Linked DNA regions of Homo sapiens: regions 1, 2, 3, 5 and 6 are each linked to region 4. Evidence: chromatin contacts called from ENCODE Hi-C or POLR2A ChIA-PET data. All regions are on one chromosome and are shown on one strand. The core of a region is the stretch at or near the end of the contact, and the rest is flanking DNA. Distances in the headings are between cores, read along the strand shown. Region 1 holds the start of H4C16 (H4 histone 16). Region 2 holds the start of ERGIC2 (ERGIC and golgi 2). Region 3 holds the start of IPO8 (importin 8). Region 4 holds the start of LDHB (lactate dehydrogenase B). Region 5 holds the start of PPFIBP1 (PPFIB scaffold protein 1). Region 6 holds the start of ATF7IP (activating transcription factor 7 interacting protein).

What was found. A loop is a pair of places that touch in the nucleus more often than their neighbours do. ChIA-PET counts read pairs that join two places held with the same protein, here RNA polymerase II (POLR2A). Pooled maps may share reads with other maps.
Region 1: a loop to region 4 is called in a map of CD8-positive, alpha-beta T cell, with 20 times the contacts of the local background. The contact joins the promoter of H4C16 here to the promoter of LDHB in region 4. A Hi-C loop is called at or near these places in 1 of 168 maps with a recorded cell type or tissue (CD8-positive, alpha-beta T cell) and 7 of 50 pooled maps. POLR2A ChIA-PET finds 5 or more read pairs at or near these places in 1 of 52 experiments (activated naive CD4-positive, alpha-beta T cell).
Region 2: a pooled map shows a loop between it and region 4 (9-fold over the local background). The contact joins the promoter of ERGIC2 here to the promoter of LDHB in region 4. A Hi-C loop is called at or near these places in 1 of 37 single-sample maps with no recorded cell type and 9 of 50 pooled maps. POLR2A ChIA-PET finds 5 or more read pairs at or near these places in 1 of 52 experiments (activated CD4-positive, alpha-beta T cell).
Region 3: a loop to region 4 is called in a pooled map, with 4 times the contacts of the local background. The contact joins the promoter of IPO8 here to the promoter of LDHB in region 4. A Hi-C loop is called at or near these places in 1 of 50 pooled maps. POLR2A ChIA-PET finds 5 or more read pairs at or near these places in 2 of 52 experiments (AG04450 and WTC11).
Region 5: a map of B cell shows a loop between it and region 4 (20-fold over the local background). The contact joins the promoter of PPFIBP1 here to the promoter of LDHB in region 4. A Hi-C loop is called at or near these places in 1 of 168 maps with a recorded cell type or tissue (B cell) and 2 of 50 pooled maps. POLR2A ChIA-PET finds 5 or more read pairs at or near these places in 1 of 52 experiments (OCI-LY7).
Region 6: a loop to region 4 is called in a pooled map, with 4 times the contacts of the local background. The contact joins the promoter of ATF7IP here to the promoter of LDHB in region 4. A Hi-C loop is called at or near these places in 2 of 50 pooled maps. POLR2A ChIA-PET finds 5 or more read pairs at or near these places in 2 of 52 experiments (OCI-LY7 and activated CD4-positive, alpha-beta T cell).

The regions. Positions count from the first base shown.
Region 1 is chr12:14,768,954-14,772,910 of GRCh38, reverse strand. H4C16 (H4 histone 16) reads left to right here and starts at 1,780. Exons shown (of 1, transcript NM_175054.2): 1 at 1,780-2,191. The coding sequence starts at 1,827. The coding sequence ends at 2,138. It overlaps LOC105369669, which reads left to right and starts at 2,254. Exons shown (of 3, transcript XM_047429947.1): 1 at 2,254-3,011; 2 at 3,902-3,957. The coding sequence starts at 2,758. RefSeq lists enhancers at 1,968-2,297, 1,962-2,558, 2,559-3,154.
Region 2 is chr12:29,378,907-29,383,275 of GRCh38, reverse strand. It overlaps ERGIC2 (ERGIC and golgi 2), which reads left to right and starts at 2,104. Exons shown (of 14, transcript NM_016570.3): 1 at 2,104-2,161. RefSeq lists an enhancer at 2,372-2,541.
Region 3 is chr12:30,693,675-30,697,459 of GRCh38, reverse strand. It overlaps IPO8 (importin 8), which reads left to right and starts at 1,591. Exons shown (of 25, transcript NM_006390.4): 1 at 1,591-1,896. The coding sequence starts at 1,813. RefSeq lists an enhancer at 1,202-1,701 and a silencer at 1,792-1,841.
Region 4 is chr12:21,656,494-21,660,360 of GRCh38, reverse strand. LDHB (lactate dehydrogenase B) reads left to right here and starts at 2,519. Exons shown (of 8, transcript NM_002300.8): 1 at 2,519-2,610. RefSeq lists enhancers at 2,038-2,217, 2,092-2,620, 2,598-2,847, 2,878-2,967.
Region 5 is chr12:27,522,372-27,526,413 of GRCh38, reverse strand. It overlaps PPFIBP1 (PPFIB scaffold protein 1), which reads right to left and starts at 2,208. Exons shown (of 30, transcript NM_003622.4): 1 at 2,049-2,208. RefSeq lists enhancers at 1,586-2,186, 2,433-2,892, 2,790-3,391.
Region 6 is chr12:14,363,308-14,367,399 of GRCh38, reverse strand. It overlaps ATF7IP (activating transcription factor 7 interacting protein), which reads right to left and starts at 1,718. Exons shown (of 15, transcript NM_018179.5): 1 at 1,573-1,718. LOC124902884 (a long non-coding RNA gene) reads left to right here and starts at 210. Exons shown (of 2, transcript XR_007063220.1): 1 at 210-2,051. RefSeq lists enhancers at 3-142, 1,499-1,558, 2,029-2,088, 1,320-2,137.

The sequences.
Region 1 (3,957 bases), core at 531-3,030, 6.9 Mb after region 4:
GAATTTTCAAGAGTTTTTAAAAGTATTACTATTTTAGACACGATTTTTTTTCTTTTATTCCAATAAGCAAGAGATTTCTAATTTGAAAATGTTCTAGTCTTGATTTCTTAGAAAGCTTAACTATAAGTAAGTCAACCGATTTTACCATTACAATAATTTTTTTTTTTTTTTTTTGAGACGGAGTCTCGCTCTGTCGCCCAGGCTGGAGTGCAGTGGCGCGATCTCGGCTCACTGCAAGCTCCGTCTCCCGGGTTCACGCCATTCTCCTGCCTCAGCCTCCCGAGTAGCTGGGACTACAGGCGCCCGCCACCACGCCCGGCTAATTTTTATGTATTTTTAGTAGAGATGGGGTTTCACCATGTTAGTCAGGATGGTCTCGATCTCCTGACCTCGTAATCCGCCCTCCTCGGCCTCCCAGAGCGCTGGGATTACAGGCGTGAGCCACCGCGCCCGGCCCCATTACAATAATTCTTATCTCTTCAAGATCTGATAGACTTTTCCTCTTCCCTCTGAGTCAAATATTAAAATCATGAGTGAAGTTCGACCATTCAGGACTTTTTCCAGCCATTCAAGACAGTGTTCCAACTCTTTTATCTTTAACAAAAAGTAAAAGAAAAATAAATACCTTTTGGGTTATGAAGATGGGCATGGATTGAAACAAATGTAAACTATAGGCATTTATAAATATAACAAAATTTTACCATAAAGTCTTCCTGCTGTAAAGGCTTATCTTCAAGACCAGGGACAAAGAAGCCCCACTTACTAAAATTCATTGCTCAGAATCCTAATTAACTACCTGGGAAAGACTTATGACTCATCCTCTAAATAACAGCTGCTTTTTAACACAGTAAAACCTTTAGAGAAGACAGGGTCCTGACACCTTTGAAGAGCGGTGACACCTTACAGAAACTTTCGTTTTTGTTCAGGGATTCTCTTGAGAAAGGAAGGGATTCAGAACCTCCTGAGGGGATTTGCAGTAGAAATCATTATTCCAAGTCATGATTGTGGCATCCATTGTTTTACAAGAACTTTGAATTTTTAAGTGGAAAATGTGAGATGAGAACCTGAGATTTGAATGACATAAGACATTGACAATATTTCAACTAAATAACCACAGGAAGTTACTTGGTTGAAAAGCACACAGGCTCTTGCAGGGCAGGAAAACCTGCAAATTGCGCAGAAGCAGCTGAAAGGGGAATGGCGGGGGTCGGGGGGAGGTGGGGGTGGAGTGTAGGTGGGGGACGGGAAGCTGCACTTTCTTTTTTCAATTGAAAGAATTTTAATTATCTGCAGGGCCGTAAAAGAGAAAAAAGTCCTCTCCCCCTACTATGTCTTCAGAAGACCCACGTGTGAAAAATTTTAAATTTTAAGTAATTGCTTTGAAATCTCGGATGTAAAGCTTTTCAGGTTTTTATAGAGTTTCATAGTAAGTCAGGAATTCCGTTTGAAAAAACAGAAGGAGGGAGGGACAGAACAAGGAACGTGCATAGGATCTGGCCTACTTTTATTTAAGCGCTGAGAAAAGGCAATATAAATTCTTTTAGCTCATACTGTTTTAACTTTAAAACGTATCACCATGAACCTTTCTCCAAACATCAGAAAAAATTTTCCCAAAAGAGCAAACAACAAAAAAATCAGGCTGGTTTCGCTGACTGCTTCCTGGACTTAACAACTATAGCATGTCTCCAGAGGTGGGGCCTAGAGCTCCGCCCACTTTTTTGATGTTTTCAAACAGGTCCGCATCGAGAGACTATAAGCCCTGGTCTGCGACTGGCAATCACAGTGGGCAGCCCGATTTTCTGCTGAGTAGGCGCTGTGATTTCAGAATGTCTGGGCGAGGTAAAGGTGGCAAGGGGCTGGGTAAGGGAGGCGCCAAGCGCCACCGGAAGGTGCTGCGGGACAATATCCAAGGCATTACAAAGCCGGCGATTCGCCGTCTCGCCCGACGTGGGGGCGTCAAGCGCATTTCTGGTCTCATCTACGAGGAGACCCGGGGAGTCCTCAAAGTCTTCCTGGAGAACGTGATCCGTGACGCGGTGACTTACACGGAGCACGCCAAGCGCAAGACCGTCACGGCCATGGATGTGGTGTACGCGCTGAAACGCCAGGGTCGCACCCTTTATGGTTTCGGCGGTTGAGCTGTCCCCACAGCTTCTCTACAGACTCCAAAAGGCCCTTTTCAGGGCCCCCAAACTGTCACAGAAAGAGCTGTTAACACTTCCTAGATAACGGGTAAATATCAACCCTTTGATGTCGCCTTCCGGATACCGGAAATGGGATATTCGCGGCCCGAGCATCTGCTCGGGATTAGACTTGGCGGGCACGGGGAGAACTAGACCTCAAGGAGGGGGTTCCGCCTGTGCTTAGGTACGACCCTGGAGGTGCCGCGCAACGCAGTAGTGACCTCCCAAAATCCAGACACCGGATTTTGTTTAGAAGAGTGCTTGTACAAAGCCCTAGTGTTAGAACTGGTCATGGTCTTCTAAGCGGCCGAGTCGTTGGCCCATAAGCACGTATCGGATGGCTTCCATGTAAATCAGGGCTTAGGTGACTTCCTGCTGGCCTTCAGGGGTGAGCGTCACGCGTCAAGGGCGGTTCGTGCGTGTGCAGGGCTTGCTAAGTCGCAGGAAATGGGAGGTCGCAGCACGCCGCTACCTGCAAGCCCGAAAGCTGAATGCAGCTCTAGTGTGGCGCGTAGTCTTACTGGGTACTATTTTACTTAATCGCTGACGTTGAGTGAGAGGTGACCAAGCTCAGATGCTGAGATTAAGGCGGCCGGGCGAAACTCGCGACACCCTGCGATTCCCTCTTAGCCAGCTGCGTAAAGTTGCCTACGCCAAGCGGGTAGCGTCCTGCTCGGCCACCTGGCGGCGGGCGTGGAGTTGGCAGGCAGGCAGTGGGGGTCACGCCGGCATGAAAGGCCAGATCACCTGCAGGTCGCCAAGTTGCCGGGAATCCCCCGCTCCGAGCAGTGTCATGCCCATCACAAATAACCCTATCGCAGCCGGGAGGTAAGCCCTGGCTTCCGAGTAAAGGCCCTGTTCAGAGCAGCCTGGGGGTCTAGAAGGGAAACGGGTGGCGGGTTAGGTTCTAATAAGTTCAGTGAGAATGTAAGAGAGACAGCTGTGGGATTACCAAGCGCGTGGTCCTACCCGGTACTCCCGGGGTGTAGTGAGGGTCTTGGAGAAAGGTGGGGCTGGTGCTACCAGTTAAGCGCACTTTCCAGTAGGCGAGGGTAGGGGGCGGAAGACCTGGTGATCAGCCTGCGTCCAGGCCGTAGGGGTCGCCCCGGCCTCCGGTAAAGCTCCGTATAACAGCCTCGCTCTACTCCTGGCTCTGTCCTTCCTAACTTCTCATTAGGCTTGGCACCCCAGGATGCGGTGTGATCCATGCCGCGTTAACTAATCTGCCCCTTCTCTACCTTTTCTTTTTTCCTTTCTTTTCGAGACCAAGTCTAGCTCTGCCACCGAGGCTGGAGTGCAGTGGCACGATCTCGCCTCCGCCTCCCGGGTTCAAGCGATTCACCTGCCTCAGCTTCCGGAGTAGCTGGGATTACAGGCCTGCGCCACCACGCCTGGCTAATTTTTGTATTTTTTTTTTTTTTGGTAGATACGGGGTTTCACCATGTTGGCCAGGCTGGTCTTGAACTCCTGGCCTCAAGTGATTCACCCGCCTCCGCCTCCCAAAGTGCTGGCATTTCAGGCGTGAGCCACCACGCTTGGTCTTGCTCTAGCTATTCTAAACATGAAGAAGTCATATAGCTTCCTTGGTGCGGTGGGCTGAAGTCACTCTAAGGGAGTTTCCCAGCCCCAGGGGTTAAAGAACTGGAGTCAAGATTGGAACCCAGCTGGCGAAGGATTCCGCACCGCTAGATCTTGACATTTGCCTCTTCTTCTGCCAGGAAGGCTCCCCTGTTCCTTTTTGCTGACGTGTCATTTCTAAGTACTTTCTCCTACT
Region 2 (4,369 bases), core at 855-3,354, 7.7 Mb before region 4:
AGCAAGCCATCCCCAGTATGGATCCCCACTGGGACCTTGACTCAGATCATGGGGACTGAAGTCATAAACATCTGTTGACCTGTGTTCTAGAAGGACTAAGGAGAATTAGAAAAAAGCCCATGAATTATTCAATCGAACTAGAGAAAGAAAAAAATGGCACAAAAACACCTTTTGATCATCTTTACTAAATACAGGTTGTTATGGAACAATTATTAATCTCAGTCTAAAACCTATCTTATGCGGGTAATACATAATGGACTTTTTAAAGCAAATTGTTTTTCAGACATAACGCCACTGATAACACAAGATTAAGTATCTATCTCTTTTTAAAGATGATCCTGATAGGTACATAGATGTCCTACAGGGTCTAGGGCAAACCTTTGACCTCGCTTGCAGAGATGTCGTGCTACTGTTAGATCAAACCCTGGCCTTTAATGAAAAGAATGCGGCTTTAGCTGCAGCCCGAGAGTTTCAATCTTCAGGGGAAATTAAGTTCCCTCTTCACTGGGTAGATTAGAAAATGGTGAGTTGTTTTCTAAATAAGAAGGATCAAATTAGTCAGTTTTGCTACACTGGGAAATCCAACTCTCATGGGATAGTTGTTACCCTGAAAGTAGGTTATCCAGGAGATGAGGGATCAGATGTAACTAAGTGAACAACAGCCAGCCTCCATCCAAGCAAGAGCCCATATTCACAAAGAAGGAAGAGTTGCTGATGCCTTTACGGCAAAGATTAAAAAAAGGCATTTTAGATGTATATTAATTTACTTAATCCTCGTAACAACTCTGAGATATTATCATGCCCATTTTACAGATGAGCAAATGGAGACACAAAGAGATGAAATAATGTGGTCAAGGTTACATGCTAGTAAGTTGCTGATCTGGAATTCTAACCCAGGAAGTCCTGTCTCCAGTGTCTATGATTTCACCCACTACACTATACTTCTTAAGCATGTCAAGAAAGTGAGAACTTTAAATTGATTTAATTAGACTAACTCTGAAAGTCTGAAAATAAAATTGATTCATTGGAAACTTTTCATCAGTCCTTATTTTGGGGGATATTCAATTTAGTGAAATTTAGTATTTCAGTAAAGGTTAATTCACTACATAAAACAATGTGATTTTTTTCCTTTGAGGCACAGTTTAGTATTGTGATCAAGATTTCCCTGACTCTCCCAGCGGTCTGAATTTGGGTAAATCACTTCACTACCCCTTGACTCAAATTCCGTATTTATAAAACAGGTAAATACTGGTATTATCTTCTAAGAGTGTTGTGAGGATACGCAGATTTTTTAAAAAAGCAGTTAAAGCCTTTAAACAGTAATTATAAGCAGTTGTCATAATTATGCCGTTGTTAGACTTCTAGGTCAATGAATCAGAAAATTTAAATCTCAATGTTTGATTATAAAATCTGGTAACAGATGGGTGAAAAGGAACCTGGAATGGGTTTACTCTCCAGGAGTTCACATTTAACTTTTCTTTCCGAAGTTCCGTCTATTAACTCCTGTTCTATGAAGTGGTAGAAAAAGATGAGGTATTAATTTTCTTTCTTAACAAATATTTGAAGGCATAGTTGGTGTTGGCGAAGGGAGATGAGGAAGACATATGTGCTTTCTTATGATATTAAAACCTGGAAGACAATAAAAACGCTGATCAAATAATAAAAAGCGTTACCTATGGCGGAAAAGGAAGCTCAAATGTTCTTGTCAGGGGAAAACGACACAAAAACTGAAAGAGGGAAACAAAACAATTGCACAGGTGATATGCATTAGGGTTGTTAGGGATAATTTCTGCGCCCAAGGCTCTTATTAGTAATGAAATACGGTGTGAGGAGCTGAGATTCGTTCTGCAGTCTCAGTGTTAGTCGGAAAGTAACCCCTCCCTTCCCATAGAAACAGAACCGGACTGGCGGCGCGATTACACCTAAAACAAGTTGCAACCTCATTTCCCTGTAGGCACGCCTCTTTTATCTTAACCACGCCTCTTCATTCCCTAAGCACGTCGTAAGCAAAGGGAATATCGCGAGATCTGTACATTGTCTCTTTTCTGACGTTTTCAGCTGTGATAGTCGCTTTTGTTCTCGCGATATTTCCGGGTACGCGGGAGCCCCGGCGACCCGGGCTTCTGTGAAACATGGCGGTAGGCTGGGACCATAACACAAGGTAAAATACTGAAACACCGCTGGGTGCTGTTCCCTCGGTTGTTCCAGGGCTGTTTAGGGCGTAAATGCAATTGAGGGAACTGGGAGCCTGTCATGGGCTTGGCTTCCTGTCTTCATTGATCTCTAGAGAGCCGGTCGGACGGAGAAGCCGCTCCACCTCCCACGGGGGCGTTACTGGCAGGACCCTAGGCAACGATGCTACTGGGAGCTTCCCTTTGCCAGGTCCGGGTGCTTGTGTGCTATCCTGCAACTCGAAGGAGTTCAGGTGCTTCCTCGATCGCACCTGATTCTGACCCTTTGCTTGTCACAGTGCCCGGTTCCCAGGTGGTTTCTCCAGTCCGCAGGCGAGTAGGATCCCAATCGGTCGAGTCCCAGTCCTCCCGGATGTCAGACTCCCTACCCCCATTCAGACAAATGCCACATTCGTGGCAGCACGTTGCCCTCTGTCTCTTTAAGAGTCTTGGCCTTGCCCGGAAGGAGTTTCGCACAGTGCTTCGGAAAATGAGAAGGGGGCGGGGGAGGGCGAGATGCTGAGAGACAGGTTCGACTGTCACTACTTTTCCTCGGCGCAGGAAACCTTCCGAAGGCAACGTGTCAACTCGTGGTGGAGAATAGCCTTGTTTATCTGTAGTATATAGAGTTGACAGGTCATTGTTTGAGAAAACACGTTTAAATAACTTTTATATTTTAGTGCCCCCGAGACTTAAAGACAAAGTGGCATAATAGCTGTTAAAATGTTGCCAGACTGGTTTTCAGAAGCAATGAAAGTTACAGTTAAAAACAGGATTTATTCATTTGAAGTTGTAATTCAGTATTTCAGTTAATTGCCTAGCCTGATACATTGGACTCCAGTATACAGCAATTATAAAGAATGAGCCTGGCTTGTTCACTGAAAAAAGACATGGTTATTTACCTAATTTGTTTGTTGATATCTTTAAGTTGTTGTAATTATGCCAGTTCTAGTGGAAAACATGAGGAAAAAAATTCTGATTTTTTGGGAGGGTGGGGGTTGGCGGTGCAGGGATGGATAGAGAGAGGAGGATTTTTTTTTTTTTTTTAAATGATGGTGAACTTTAGTATACAGTTGCGTGTTATAATGGCTTCCTGGTACAAATCATAAAAATATATCAAGTTTGAAAGATCTCTCAAAGGAAATCAGGCCTAGTCTGGAACAACGAGAGTTAGGGAAACAACAACAACCACCCACACATTTTCTTTCTTTGGGGATTGATGATTTAAGTGAAAGAAATGGCTATTTTTTTTTTCTTTACCAGAAGTTACTTTTAGGCAGTCAGTGCCTGCTAAAAATCCTATTTAATAGTTTCCCAATATTTATTGTAATTCTGCCTCTTAATGTCATAGTGGTCAAATTATTTAACCTCTCTGTGCCTTAGTTCCTTCATCGGCCAAATGAAATAATGATACTTAACTCATAGGAAGGTTGTGAGGATTGAATGTGTTGAAACATACAAAGCATTTAGAACAATACCTGGCACACAGTAAACACTCAATGCATGTTAGCTCTTGTTATTTTTTATTTTCATTTTCTAACATCTGTAGTTACAAATGTTGCCTTGTTACTTAGTCAAAATGTAGACTGAAGAAGATATTGTTTAAAATAATATCTTTCTGAACTCCAGATTGATTAAACACTCTGATTGGTGTGGTTAATGTGTCCTTAAACTCCCATTATCCAGTTGCTTGTTTTCTTAAATTATTATCCTCTTTTAATGACTAAAGCATAAGTTCTTCCTTTCTATTGCTCTATATAGTCACGTTGTAGTGTGGCTCAGATCTACCCTCTGAGTGCCTTATTAACCCCCATACTCTTTGCTTTTGAGAACATTCATTCTATTGTAAATATATTTCATGTGTCCCTGACCTTTTCCTTAATACTTTTTAACTTTAATTTTCTATACTTTTATTGAGAGCTACTATAGTCTAGTTGTTCTTTGAGGAGGATTATACTTGTCCTTGCTTCACATTGCTACTAGGCACTTTTAAGGTTATTCTGTTATCACTCTATAGTCTCTCTTAACTTTTAGTCTTATCAGTTTATGCCATCCTAACTTCAGGAGATTGTCAACTAACCTCACATACTCTCCCACTTTCCTCAAAGACTTTAACAACTAAATCTCAAATATCCTACAAATCTTTGCTTTTTTTCAGAGAATTAGAAATAGATATTACATGCCTCATTTTTATCTTA
Region 3 (3,785 bases), core at 342-2,841, 9.0 Mb before region 4:
AACCCTCTCTTCTGGGTTAACCTCAGGAAGAACCAGCTCCTTGATATTTTCATGCCATTGAAATTGTGGCGCCAGATATGGCCACAGTGGATAGAAACAGTATAACTTTTCTGCTTACCTTTCACTACATTTTTGAGAAGGTCTGAAAATTTTTCATAAAACTCTCAGGGATGTAGTTTTCAGTTTCTGTGACCTTTGTCTTTCTGAAATGGGAGAGGTTCCCTTGTCCCCCTCACAGGGCGTGCATTGGGGGTGTGGCTCGCTTCTTCAGTGCCCCGCTGCTCAGACCTCTAGAGAAGCATACAGACCGGCAGGCTGTGGGGCTCCGACCCCTTGACAGAGTCTGGGGGTGAATGTTTACAGCTCCTGAAGCCCCAGTGGGTGTGTGTTACAGGATGCTCTTTCAGTTTGCCTTTAGGGGGCTTGTGTTAACCAGCTCAATTAGACCCTCTACCTTGTCGCACAGACAGCGAGCTTTCTGTATCCTGGGTTCTTGCCTTGGTGTACCAGAAGAATTGGATCACACGTGGGCTTGGAGAATGAGTGCAAAGTTTTATTGAGTGGAAGTAGCCCTCAGCAGATGAGGGACCCAGAAGGGAAATGGTTTTCCTCTGGAGTTAGGCCGCTTGGCGGCCCGGGCTCTTTTCCGACTGCCCAGGCCAACCTCCGCATCGTTCTGCCCGTGAATGGCCTGCGGATGTGCCAGCGAGCTCCTCTTCTTCCACCCTTATGCTCCTCTGGACGTCTGGCTGCCTGTGTACCTGCCTGCTAGGGTCTGGGGTTTTCATAGGCACAGTATGGGGGAGTGGCAGGCCAGGGTGGTCTTGGGAAATGCAACATTTGGGCTGGAAGGCAGGAGTGTCAGTCCTCACCTAGGTCGGTGGGCGTGGAGCCCTAGCAAGGGACCACACACTCCTCTACCCAGCACTTCACTTCGCCCATCCCTATCATTTAAAGGGACCACGCTCTTCCCTTCCCAGCACTCCCCTATCATTTCTACACTGTAAATTTTTTTTGTTTATATTTGTCTCATCTATCAGGTTGTGAATTCCTTCACATTAACTTGCATGGAATTCATCTTGTTATAATGTGGTACCTAAAAATCCTAGTACTCTGGTTCAAAAATATATGTTTAACAAATGTTCAGTGAAAGCGAATGAATGAATGAACGATGACTCCCACACACGGAGGAACCCTGTCCTCCTGTAAGGTACATGATTTGAAGGTCCCAACAAGTCTATCTTGGAACAGGCCCAGTTGCGATGCCCATACAGTTCTCGGACTAACAAAAAGTGTCACACCATCCAGATATGCTTAATTTGGAAGCAGCTGTAAGCAGACTCCCGGCCAGCTCAAGTTTCCTCACCTGGGAAGAGGCGGGAGGCTGTTTACCGTACGGAAGCATAGCGGCCGCCTGCCTGAGTTCGGGAGCGCGGGTTCCTTTCCGGGAAAGAAGCCTAGGCCGTTTTCCGTACAGCAGCATGGCGGCCGCCGACGGGAGGCGGTCATAGCATCACGCCCGGGGGAAGAGGCCGCCGTAAAGGAAGCTCTGCTTCCTCTTCTTCCTTCTCCCGCCTCCCACCGGCTGTCGTAAAACGGTGAATGGAGAGCGAGTTGTGGGGGGGAAAAAGGGAGGACAGGGGGCGCGGAGTCAGAGTGGCGCAGCAAGTGGCCGCAGGTGGCGACGGTGGCGGGGGGTGGGGTGTGAGGTAATCCAGGGGTCGCGGAAGAGGAGGCTGAGAGGGTCAAAAGAAAACTAAAGCTGCAGTCCGGCCTACTGTTCCGGGGGCCGCGGAGCCCCCACCCGGGGAGATGGACCTCAACCGGATCATCCAGGCGCTGAAGGGCACCATCGACCCGAAGTTGCGGATTGCAGCCGAGAACGAGCTCAACCAGGTGAGGAGAGGGTCTTCGGCGACCCTCTTCCGCCGAAGGGGCGCCCCTGCCGGCTGGCCGGGCTCCCTCTCCCCGGCGCCCCTCGTCCTCACCCCCACCGGGCTGGGGCTGACGCCTCACGGCTGGTCCCGCTCTCCGACCCCGCTGCCCCCCGGTCCAGTGGAGCAGGGCTCCCAGGATCTTTGCCGAACAGCTCGCGCACCTGTTGGCCACCTTTGCACCTTTTCGTGTCGTCTCCCTTCTCCAGGGCAGTTTGTTCTGCCTACTTGGTCCGCAAGAAGCAGTTTTTGCAACCTGTGCTAGTGTTTTCAGGGTGTGATTTATTTTCCTTAAGTGCGCGGACTTGGGGAGCAGGTGGGAATTTTACTTACAGTTCAAATCTGAGTTCAGCTTTTTTCCAAACCCAGCCCTTTTTAGGTGTTGCTGTGGAGCACGCTGCCCACCGCCTCCTCCTGTCGGGTTGGCAGGACTGTTTTGACACCGATTGGCCGAGTTTTGCGGAGCGCTGGGCAGTGCTGTTGGGAGAGTGCTCTGGGAAGAATAGGCAGTTTTCATGGTGATACTGCTTTATCTAAGACACATCAAAGTAAGATGTGTTGGAGAAATTTCTTATGAATGCTAAAATGTGTAAGACTTCTTTCTTTTCTCCGTCTCCTGTTCTTCCTAATTAGCCTTGACGTCTTTCCAGCGTTACCCCCACACTTCAAAATTTTAATGATCCCAAACTCCAGCTTATTTCTTCTTCCCTACCGGTACTTAAGAATCACAGACCTCTTACTAAAAAGTAGGGATTAAGAGCTACCACTGGGATGGAGCAACAGCTGTTTTAGGTTGTGATGACTTGTAAAATGTAAATATTCCAAAATCAGCTGTTCTCAAAGCGTTGCCCAGGACCTGGAGCTTCAGCATCACCTGAGAACTTACAAATTATGCAAATTACGGGGCTTCAGTCCAGACTTAACGAATCAGAAACTGTGGGGGTGGGACCAGTTGTATTTTAACTAGCTCCCCCAGGTGATTCTGTGCCTCCCGAAGTGTGACTGAAGTGTGACTGTCCTAAGTAAATGTTTCTGTTGGAATTGACTTTAAAAAGCTGCGTGTTGGGAATCTTTGAAAGGGATTATTTTAATAGGAAACCTAGGTGGAGTTTGGAGTAGGTATAAATGCAGGATTCCCCAGAGATAAAAGGGAGAGTGAAGACACTGCCAATGGAGAGGAGGTTGGGTTGAACTAATGCCCAAAGATAATGCACTGGTGCCTGAAAAAGAAATGGACTGTCACTTAGAATAGGGGGAAGTTAAAGTCAGTACCTGTCCCAGGCTTTGCAGAGTAAAAGTACTGTATGTTGGCTGGCTGGAAGAATAGTAATCCAGGGGTTAGTTAGGAAGAACAAAGCAGGAGCTGAATTTGCAGTCTACTAATATGAACAGGGGAGTTGGCCTGTTTATGACCCCCTTCTCACAATGAGGCCAGGTGTTCCTTTGATATCAGGTTACACTTCCCTGCCCTTCACCTAACCTTCATTTCTTTCTGATTCATCAGTATATAAGTACAGTTGATGTTATAGAAGTGGAAAAAGTATATGAGAAAGCCTGCAGAACTAGGAGACATTTAAGACCCAATCCTATTTTTTTTCCCATGGTATTTCAGACAAAAGCAGGCACGTTCAGGGTGGTATGGCCGTAGACTCTTGATGGTAGTTCAATCCAAATCCATTCCATCATCACTCTGCCCTGCCCCATAGTGTCCCACCTCATCACAGACCGTGGTTTCCCCAGCAATTTCTAAAGGTAGCTTATTGCTATACCACTCATTTAGCATTTATAATTTATATAAAGCATAGTGAAATGCTTTAAGGTTTTTTGAATTGGCTGTAAATAGAACAAAAT
Region 4 (3,867 bases), core at 1,270-3,769:
TTCCTATTTTGTTCTCCAATTCTATGAATACAGTTTTAAAACAGTTCACAATCTGACAACAGGAGACTTTTTTTTTAAGGCATGAGAAGTCAAAAAACACAGCAGTATGGAGTCATTTACTATAGGAGTGAATTACTCCATCTTCTGCAACATCATAAATATTGTTGACAACAGCCCACAGGCTGGAAAAGCCCAGACGGGCAACTTGTATGTTGTTATGTTTACATCCTTTATCTAATCATTTTAAAATTCATTGACTTGTTTATTATCTATGATCCTCCACCAGAATATATGTTCCTCATGAGCAGGCATTTTATCTGTCTTGATCACTGAAACAGTGCCTGTCACAGAGGAAGTCCTCAATATTTTTTGAAAGAAAAATATTCTCCTTTTGACAAATATTGTTTTGACAATTTTGGACATTAACATTCAATTTTATAACTACGTTTCTGGGAATTATTTGTCCTTATCTCTAAATTAATTGGTTTAGCCATCATTGCCTGTATTTTTATGCCATAATTCCCCCCTTTCTTGGATTCCTAATTTTGCTTATTTTTCAATATGTTGGCATATAGTTTCCCAATGATTTTTTTCAAAATAGAATGGTATGGGGCATATATTTTCTGGATCATTGTATATATAAAATTGTGTTTTACACATAAAAGATAACTTGCCAGGGTATACAATTCTCAACTATTTGAGAGGGGTAGTATGCTCTCCTGGCATTTAGAGTTACATACTAGAGCATTCACTTTGTTCAATCAGATTAGAACACCTTGTGGCGAGGAATGGAAATGAGGGTAGAGGAGGGAAATAGATACCTCTTTTCATTTTTTCCTACCTCATCTCCAAAGTTACACAGTAATGGGGATGGCAAGAAGAGGAATAAGTGGAAAGATATTTAGAAGTAAAGTCTAAATATCTGACTTGCAAAGTAAGTGAAAAAGAAATCTAGGGTACCTTCTAGATAACTTGCTAGGCTGACTTGGCTATTCTTGCTTCAAACTTGGATTTAGGGTTAATGTAATACTTTTGAGATTATCCTCCAAGCTCTTTTCCTCACCATCACATTTTAATTTGTAATTGGACTGTATCTTCAGTCAAAGTCCCCACTAGCTGAATGATTTATGCTAGGAGAGTTTGAGGCTTATGAATTCTTCTCAACAAACCCTTCTCTTAGTGATTCTTTACTCTGAATTTTTATTGTACTTTAACCAAATTTCTATTGCCACTTATTGTAATTGAAATAGGTTGCCTACTTGTCTGTCTCCAATGGACTAGGAACACCTCAAAGGGCATAATCTTATATTTATGTTTTTTACCAATGCTTGGCACTGAGAATAAACTGAAGCAATAATTATAGAATTAGTGGTCATATACAAGAAATATGCATTTACAAAAAAAAACACTTCACATACAGGAAGTTTGTGAGATGGCTATATTTGAAAGCATTTTAATTATAAGAAAACAGAACTGAAGCCAGACTCTTCAGAATTCCTCCAATTTATCATTCATTCATTTATTCATCAATGCTATATTTAGGTACCAAGCACTGGCTGAGTGTTGAAGACAGAATGAATGACAACATCCAGCTTTGGAGTCGATTAGGGACTAAAAAAGAAAGTGCATCTCACTTAGTGGTCCCACATTTCCCCTAGAGGGCAAAGCCTGACCTTGAGACCAGGTGGAATTGTAGGGGAACTTCAGATGGCAGGGACAAAGCCTCATTGGTCTTGTCAGGCAACGAGTAAGCAATCATTGCGTGTTTGTTGAAACAGGTTGAAAAAAATAGTCATTTTCATCAAATGAACTTTAAAACGGAGATGATCTAAATTCAGATGTATTTTTTTAAGTCCTTTAAAGTTTAACTGAAATGCAACATAGAAATTTATTTCTGGCCGGGCGCGGTGGCTCAGGCCTGTAATCCCAGCACTTTGGGAGGCCGAGGCGGGCGGATCACGAGGTCAGGAGATCGAGACCATCCTGGCTAACACGGTGAAACCCCCCTCTCTACTAAAAATACAAAAAATTAGCCGGGCGAGGTGGCGGGCGCCTGTAGTCCCAGCTACTCGGGAGGCTGAGGCAGGAGAATGTCGTGAGCCCGGGAGGCGGAGCTTGCAGTGAGCCGAGATCGCGCCACTGCACTCCAGCCTGGGCGACAGAGTGAGACTCCGTCTCAAAATAAAAAAAAGAAGGAAAGAAATTTATTTCTATTTGTACTAAATCTAATAGAACAAGAGCGTTAAAGTCCAGAAGAGTCGGGGATGGGCAAGTTTTATAAATAACTTGGCCTCCGCATTGAAGAGCCTGCGAGATGTGAGACCAGCTGAGAGCGGAAGCCTCTGGAAGGAGACCTCCTCATCTGGAGGGTGGGGGAGGGAGTGTGCATACTTGAGCCCTTGTCCTTGAAGGGGATTGAGCGAGCCGAGGGGAGGGGTAGGCGGTACTCGGATTTCCAATCACAATGGAGAAACCTAAGAGGCTGCGGTGGTTGTGGGGCCCCGCCCCCTCCTCCCTCCTTGCAGAGCCGGCGCCGGAGGAGACGCACGCAGCTGACTTTGTCTTCTCCGCACGACTGTTACAGAGGTCTCCAGAGCCTTCTCTCTCCTGGTAGGTTTCGGCTCAGGACCCTGAATCCTGGCCCACAGGCAAGCCTGATGGGACGTGCGGGGTAGTACTTGTATGGGGAGACGCGGGAAGGAGGAAGAAGCACATCTGTCCTCCGCGGCCTTTAGCTCTGAGCATCCGGCCGCGGGCCCTGACTTTGCCGCTCAGTTTGGGGCGCAGGGGGGGCCGTGCCCTGGCGGAGGAGCAGAAGGCAGAGGGTAGCAGCTGCGGCTCAGCGGAGAGACTTGTTGCATTTGCAGCTAAAACCAGGCCCTACTTGTCCTTGGTGGGTTCATGGCGGCCACATCACCCCCACGGCCTGCTGGCGGGAGTCGGGACACGTGCCCGAGTAGCTGGGGGAGGGGGACGGAACCAGGTGGCCTATGAAGGCTGGACGATCTTTACCTCGAATATTTGAATATATTGCCACGGTAATAGAGAAATGCCCTTGCACTCGCTGGGATGAGGAGAAAGGCACCTAGATGACCAGCACGTTTGGCGCTGCACTTATTTTTACCCGGCTCTGACGGTCTTTCCAGGAGCCATGCGCCAGTTCTTTCCTGCAGGGCCTCTTTTCTGGATGCTTAGGGGCTTCGTTTACTTTACCAGCCTTGGGTGCTCCGAGTAAGGAAGTCCTAGACTTGTCCCCACAGACCTTACTCGGGGAGATCTCTAGCTTCTGCATGCCCTCGTGATCTGCTGTTCTTTGCTGCCGGTGCCCTGAGGAAAAGATGGTTTGTGCGCACCGCGAGCAGTACAAGCTGCAGTAAGGGCCTGGGGAATGGGGGGAGGGGAGGAATTCAAAAGCAAAACCTGAATTTTTAAAAGATTACGGTGAGAAAGATTCTGCAAAGAAGATCTTTGTTCCTGAAATTAAGGCGCTCCTTTATTTCTAATGATTTATATCCACAGCAGTGAGGAGACATAAGGGACCAAGACTCAGAGATTTTTACCGTTTGTCGTTCTTGTTCCTTACAGCCTGCACTCTGATGTTGGCACAGGCCTGTATATCATGCAGACCATTTTCTTCTCATTTCTTAAAACTCTTTTTAAGGAAAAATTGAAGAAAAGCACTTTCTCCAGAAATATCTGAAAGAAAATCTGGTTCGAGCCTTTAAATTGTACTTCCTGAAGTTTTCTAAATTAAAAGGTCTATCAGAACAACGAATCTGTATTTATATAGCCACTGTTTCTTCATTTTCATTTTCCACTGCTTCCTGGGCCCCCTGTATACCAAAACGGTCGTAAACAGACCATCTA
Region 5 (4,042 bases), core at 959-3,458, 5.9 Mb before region 4:
TAAACATGGACTGAGAAAGAGAAATATTGGTTTAAATTAAGTATGTAAAATTACTGCTATTATTCAAACTGTGAATCAAATTTAGAGTTTTGGTATATTCAAGTCCCTAAACTAGGACTAGTTTCTTGGAAAGAAAGTGTAAATCTGAATTTGGCACATAAGGATAACATCCTAAAGATACTCTTCTTTACTGAACCGTCTGGCTTTTGCAGCCCCATCTTTTGGTATTACAAATGCAGTTGGAACACTATCAGCCAAGGAACACTACCGTGAGTTCACATTAGCCCACAGGAACTCCACTCCACAGCTCTATCCTACTGAAAAAGTACACTGGAAAATACAGTATGTTTTATGTACTCCCCATAGAACATAAATAGAAAAGACTTGTTCACCATTATTGCAGAGCCATTTGCAATTTCTGTGTCTTAAGCCAAAATACAAACCAAAATTAAAATGTTGTCTTTCCAATAAAGCGAATTTTCCTTTCTCAAAAAGCCTGCTATTTTATCCACTCTATTTAATTTTTTCAGGAACTAACAACAATACAGACCCAGGTATGTCATAAACAACAGCACAACCAAACACTTCTTTCTAGTTCTGAAACCTAATGATCATTTGGCTAGAAAGATAGAGAACCCCATCTATAGTCCTCTATCCCTTTTCCTGACTTGGGTTTACTAGACCTACTGTTGTGGCTTCTTTCTTTCTCCATCTCCTGGAAATGCCTTTTCCCTTCAGGGGCCTGGGATACGGATTTTGACTCACAATGAAGTCCACTCCCATTTCCTCCAGACCTGGCAACAGTAGGATCCTCACTGCTGAGGAGGAACTTCGGTGAAGGAAAGGGGAAACTTGACTCAGGAGTCTCAGCGCTTACTTTTTTTTTTTTTTTTTTTTTTTCCTTCCTGCTCCAAAAGAGAGCCTTAAAGCACTGATGAGAGGGTCCTGAATCGGTGTATGGAGTCAATTTCCCCGCCCCCTCGAGAAAGTCAATCACACCCAGTTAGTGACCTGGGCACACAAAATCTCCACATAGGAAAAAGACAGGGTTTGAAATAGGAAATAAACAAAAATCAGAATTCTATTCTTTCACTTCTTAAAAGTATCTTTTTCCTCCCGCAATTGCTTTCTCAAAATACCAAACTTGGACTTTGAAATCAAGTTCTTTTTCTATTGCTCTCCGCAGTTCTTACTGAAAGCAAGGATTTGTTTTGGTCCCACATGTTGAAAACTTCACGTCCCTATAATTAAGAGTTTATATGCCACGCCTTCCACCGCGTTTCCCTGTTAAAACTCCCTTCTCTAAAAAAGATCCCTGAAAACACAACTACCAGCTCGCCCCTCAAGCAGCCACAGGAAACAGATCTGAAGATTCTCAGCAGCCATCCTAACCTCTCCAGATATAAAGCTGGCAGCTGAAGGGATTTCTCGGTTAAAATGAGTGAATACTAGTTGCAGTTTTAGAAGTGTGCCCCCAAGAGACGAGTTTTCCCGCAAGCTCATAATTAATAAACACCCCAAGTGAATTTCTCACATCCTGACTGGATTACACAAAAGGATATTTTACATTGATATATAAGACTAACATTGATATTCTTTTAATATATAATAGGCCACAAGGAGACAAAAAAATACAAAACTTTTTTTTTCTTTTCAACGAGCATAATTTTTGAGTCGATGATCCATAATTTTTTGTGGCATTTTTAAATGCCTCAATACACACAGACAGAGAGACACACACGCCCCTCTGGTTGGGGTTCTCAGGTATTACCGGGAGCCTAGGGTGTGGGGGTCTAAGGATACAGACAAGACCTAAACGTCCAATCCTGGAGTATTCTTCACGTACAAGCTCGGTCCAAGCCCCAGGAGTTAAGCCCTACCCCTCCACCCCCACCACCCCCAAAAAGTGCCCGTTCCCATTGGGAAACAGGAGTGAGTTGCACAAGGAAATCGACCCGGGGAAGAGGAGGAGCAGCTGCAACAGCCAGCTGCAGCCACACAACGGTGCCACTTCCCTCCCGTCTGGGAGTGGAGCAAAACGCCCTTACCTGGGGGGTGGAGAGCCGCCGGCACTAGTTCCAAAAGTTCTGGTCCACCTCCTCTCGGAGTTCAAAGCCCCAGCACTCCGGCCCGGCCGCCAGCTCGCAGCACACGAGTCCTTCCCCGTCCTTTCCCCACCCTGCCTGCACTACACCATGTCAGGAATCCGGGCAGGCACCGAGCTGGGAGCTGACATCACTCCCAGTTCCAGGTACCTCCCCCTCCCACTGCCGCCCTTCTCTCCTCCCTCCCTGCAGGAATCAGCCAAAGAGAGTCAGCAGTGGGGCGGGGCCGGGGGCGCCTGCGCGCCCGCTGATTGGAGCCGGGGAACGTCACTCAGAGGAGTCCACTAATTTTATGCATTCCTCGCTGAGCCAGACTAGGGCTGGAAGTGGGTGGATGGAAGAAAATGCTGCCCTTCCTGCTATCTCTAAGGAACGGAGATAATCCGATGGGGAAGAACCTGGCGGGTCGAGTTTTAAACTTTTCTTGTTGTAGTTACTGAGATTCCAGATCAGAAACGAAACTAACCCACGCGAACCCCCTTTTTAAGGAGAAACAATTGCCTCGGTGTCACAGGCACACGGGCATGTACAAGCCCGGCGGCGCGTGGTGTAGAAAATGGCTAGCTTTAAGCCATGCAAATAAAGGAAAACGTCAGCTCACCCTTCTGCCCTTTTATCCTGGGACTGCTGGGTGTTCCCTTAGACGGGGAATGTAGAACTTCAAAAGCACTTCAGAAAGATTTGGAAGAGACTCCTGAAAACGGTGACCGAGCTTTGAATTGTTAAGTGGTGGTGTTGTCAGCCATGTGGCTGCTGTTGCTTTTAGCGATGAAAATCACACCACACAAGCTTCTCGGGCAAGTAAAATTGAATCTCTGAAGCAAGAAAAATGTATTTCCCCGTTTAAAGACCTTAAGGCTGCTGTTTCAATGCACACACTGAAAAGGGTGGAGGAAGGAGGGACCTCACAATTGAGTTCCACAAACCACATGAGAATAATTACTGTAGAATGGAACCAATTGTAGTGGCTGAGCTCTCAATTAAGAATTAACTAACGTTTATCCTTGACAGATATCATGCGGTATAATCCCCTTGGCTGACAGAAGAAAAAGATTCTCAGAAAATGGTTCTTTCAAGGCAGATGCTGCTTACAGGCAGACCTGAATGGTGAAAAGCAGCTTTATTTGTATGAGATATAGGTAGCATATAACCCACCATCTTCTAAAAATATAGTGAATTAATAACTTTCTCTTTTTTTTCTTCTTTTTTTAAACAGGTCACTCTGCCACCCAGGCTGGAGTGCAGTGGCATGATCTGGCTCACTGCAACCTCCTTCTCCTGGGTTCAAGTGATTCTACTGCCTCAGCCTCCGAGTAGCTGAGACTACAGGCGCCCACCACCACACCCGGCTGATTTTTGTATTTTCAGTAGAGACGGGGTTTCCGCCATATTGGCCAGACTGGTCTCGAAATCCTGACCTCAGGTGATCCACCCTCTTCGGCCTCCCAAACTGCTGGGATTACAGGCGTGAGCCACCACACCAGGCCTCATTGTTTTTTGATTGATGACATGCCATACATTTACCGATCTGCCAAAAATTGTAGAGGGATGCACAGAATCCAGCATTGTGTCTTGTTTAATCTTCTCAATCATCCTGTAAATTGAGTGTTACTAGCCCTATTTTAACGTAAGGAATCAAAGGCTCAGCAAAGTTATGTAAGTAAATTTCTCCAAATCAGCTAGAACTTGGATTGAAACCGAGGTCTATTTGACTCCAAAGCCATTGATTTTCTTTCTATATCTCAAGTATTGAGTGTCCATAATTTATACTTTTTCAAACAATAGAATGCTACAAGAAATCCACAGGCTTGGGCCACTGCTCTCACAGACCTACTTTATATAATTACCATCTTGTTGCTTGTCAGACCTGCAGTATTCCAAACTCCTGACTTGAATTTCTGACTCCAGTTTCCCCCAGTTCTAATTATTTCTCTGTA
Region 6 (4,092 bases), core at 469-2,968, 7.3 Mb after region 4:
CATCAGGTCAAATATTCTCTTGAGAAAAAAAGAAGAATCTTTCCTACCTCCATTCTATCTCATATGTGACGTCATTTAAAAATCCACCAACCAAAAGTATTACTTTCAATTACATCTAGGTAATATTTACTAATGGTATTTGTTTTAGGCAATAAAAATTTCCCTAAATTAACCGAGATTATAAAGCAAGAGGCACGTCTTCATTTGACAGTAGACTGATTCAAACTTAAAGAGTTATAACCAACCAAGAAACCAGTTGTTGTATATATGAACCACAAATGAAGTCTATGGAAAACATTTGCAAGTTTCTTTGCTTAGTAAGAAAGAATTTGCACAACGGGAGAATCATATCAAATCTTATATAACTTCCCCCAATTGTGTTACATAAGATTTAACTATAGTTGACACTACCATTTTAAACTAATCAGTAGCATATTTATAATTACCTTCCCTAAAAAACTATTAATAAAACCAGGAGCACACTTACAATTAAAAAATCAAACACAACTGTATCTTACACACATGCATACAGTACAGTGTTTAAAAGAAAAAAACAGATTTTTTTTATTAATGGTCCACTTTCTTCAAAGAGGCCTCAGGGTAATGGATGTTCTTTCTAGAATTCTTCATCAGAAAAATTTACCAAATAAATGTTATAGCTTACATATCATAGCAAACAAAAATGCTAAGAAAATGAGTTGATTAATTTCAAAAGTAACAATAATCTAGCTGAAGCAGTAATGAACAAGTCACCTAAGAAACTTAAAACATGTAAAATTCAAATGCCCAGAAACATACAAACTGATTAAAATTAAAACTTTATTTACTTAGGATCAAACATTTAAAACCAAAATAATCCTCAGATTGAGATTTCATTTTCGATTATACTGTAATTTCTTCCACTATTCCCGTTCCCCCAATATTCCCAAAACTAAAATTGTTTCTGTTTTGTAAACATTCCACACATCCATAACAGAACAGGTAAAAATAGGGTTAAAAATGTATTTGCAAATATGCAGTTCAAATAAATGCACTTCCCGTGAGAACACCACTAGGTGCTGATCTTTACCACCGTAAATATAAACCTGAATCCAGTAATACTTTAAAACTGAAATTATAATCAAGAACCACAAATGAAAATCATTTTTACAGAAAATTAAGTCCACAATTTTTCAAAAAATCGAAAAAACAGAGAAGAGCTTGAGGTCGGCCCAGGAGTACAACATTAGAGTAATGTTTTTCTTGAAAATTGTGAGAATTTAAGGTTAACACAAAGAAACCCCTCAAGAACGAGGAAAATTAAATCTAGAACCCAAATGGCGTCCAACAAGAACATTAGATCTTGAAAATGAATATTGCGCTTGCGCAGCCACCGCCCCGCCAGCTGCACAACTGCAGCTAGAGCCCGACCCCGCAAGATCACGTGCTCCCATGCAGCGCCGCCCGCAGCTCCGCAACCGCGCAGGCGCAGACACAACTCCCGCAGCCGCCATAATGCGGTCTTGACTCTTCAGAAATACAATAGTAATTTAAGAAAATGTGGTTTTAACAGCCCCTGGGATTCACATATACCTTTTGGGGCGGAAGCTGAGGGAGGGGGAACCAAGTTCCTTCCTACAGAGCCGTCCCGCGCAGCCGTCCCCGACGTTGCCGCCTCAGCTTTTCGCGCGCTTCAGTCGCCGCGCCGCCGCTGCCACCGCCGCCGCCTCCGCAGATTCAAAAACAAACCCGCTTCTCCCTTGCACGCGCCGGGGCCGTTATGCAAATTAATATGGGCGGGGCTCCGGGGGGTCGTGCTATGTACCCCGCCCACTGTGCTATCAGCCAATAAGCTCAAGGACTAGCCATTCCCCATGCAAATTCTGGTTTTTTATTTGAATGAGGGACATTGGCCCCGCCTCCTGCGTGGAAAAGAGAAGGAAGCCCGAGGTGGTGGCGCTGCGTCTCTCAGTTGCAGTGTGAGGTGTGTTTTTTGAGTGGATCTTCCTCAATCAATAAGTAGCACTTTGTGAGCGCCCTCTATGAGGCTTAGAAAAGAAAGAAGGAAGGAGGTAGGTGAGAGTTTAAAGAGCAGAGGGAAAGATTTTCATAAAAGCCAGGAGTATGTTGATTTATTCATCATTTATGTTTTAAATTCACAGAATGTACTTTGAATTGTATTAATAATGAAGGAATGAAAAAAACATACTTTCTTTCAGTTGCTTGGTAACAGAGCAAGCACTTTTTATCATACTCTCTCACCAGAAGTTGTATTCATCCCATTTATTCAATTTCATGCTGGGAGTCGGCCTTTAATGAATTCCACAGGAGGTAGTGGACAAGTCACTGCCTTACTGGTTAAGAGATCTGGGTTCAAGTTCAACTACTGCAGCTTCCTTGCCGGTTCCTCGGAATAAGTGTGTTACTCAGTTTTCTCACCTGTATAATGGCAATCATGACTATAGTTGAACTAGGTTGGAAGCACTAAATGATAGAATAAATGTACATATGTTTTGGCCAGGTGCCGTGGCTCAGGCCTGTAATCCCAGCACTTTGGAAGTCTGAGGGGGGGTGGATCACCTGAGGTCAGGAGATCAAGACCAGCCTGGCCAACATAGTGAAACCCCGTCTCTACTAAAATTACAAAAATTAGCTAGGCATGGTGGTGCGTGCCTGTAATCCCAACTACTCAGGAGGCTGAGGCAGGAGAGTTGCTTGAACTGGGACCTGGGAGGCCGAGATTGCAGTGAGCGAAGATCTCACCACTGCACTCCAGCCTGGGCTACAGAGCAAGACCCCTTATCAAAAAAAAAAAAAAAAAAAAAGAATAAAAGTACATATGTTTTGCAAGGCAAGAATAGCCTGAAAATAATATTAGATGGTACCGTGTGGTTATTGTTTTTTTATGTAACTTCTCATTATATGAATGTATTGGTTCAGTATTTATTTAGCAATCACTGTGTTGTAGATCTGTTAGGTGCCTGTCCTCAAGAAATCTGTACTCTAGTGAAGAAGACAGAAAACTGAACAAGAAATTTTTGTAACTAATAAGAAATTAGAATAGGGTTGTTAATACTTATTTTTATAACTGGAACCATTCAATTTACTTAAAATATAAGGTGGCCTTTAGAAATATCACCTAGGGCCGGGTGCAGTGGCTCACGCCTGTAATCCCAGCACTTTGGGAGGCCGAGGCGGGCAGACCATGAGGTCAGGAGATCGAGACCATCCTGGGTAACATGGTGAAACCCCGCCTCTACTAAAAATACAAAAAAAAAAAAATTAGCTAGTCGTGGTGGCACGCGCCTGTAGTCCTAGCTACTCGGGAGGCTGAAGCAGGAGAATCACTTGAACCCGGGAGGCAGAGGTTGCAGTGAGCCAAGATCACGCCACTGCACTCCAGCCTGGGCAACAGAGTGAGACTCCATCTCGAAGAAAAAAAAAAGAAATATCACCTAATCCAGACCTAGAGAATTAGAAAAGCCTTCCTAGAAGAGGTCATCTCTATCATGATAAATGATTTAATTAATTTTTTGCCTAAAAGTTGGACCTCATTGGGACAGCAATGAGGAATCATTTAAAAGGTTTTAAGTCGGGATATAACACAATTAAATTTGCATTGTTTAATCGCTAAATGTTGTAACATCATTAGCACAGTCCTTAGCATATACTCAATAAATTATAGATGCTCAATTATAATTTATTTATTATAATTTTCATAGTACATCAGTGCTCAATTATAAGTAGATGCTCAGAAAATTAGAAATATTGATATTAAATGTTACACTCCATAATAATAAGAGAAATTGGATTGGAATACTAGAGCCCATTATGTTTCTCTTTTTATGTCTTCTGTAAGCATATAAAAAAGAATCATTTTTATAATAGTCTATTCTTTTTTTTTTTTTTGAGACAGAGTCTTGCTCTGTTGCCCAGGCTACAATGCAGTGGCGTGATCTCAGCTCACTGCAACCACCACATCCCGGGTTCAAGCAATTCTCCTGCCTCAGCCTCCTGAGTAGCTGAAATTACAGGCGTCCACCACCGCGCCCAGCTAATTTTTGTGTTTTTAGTAGAGACAGGATTTCACCATCTTGGCCAGGCTGGTCTCAA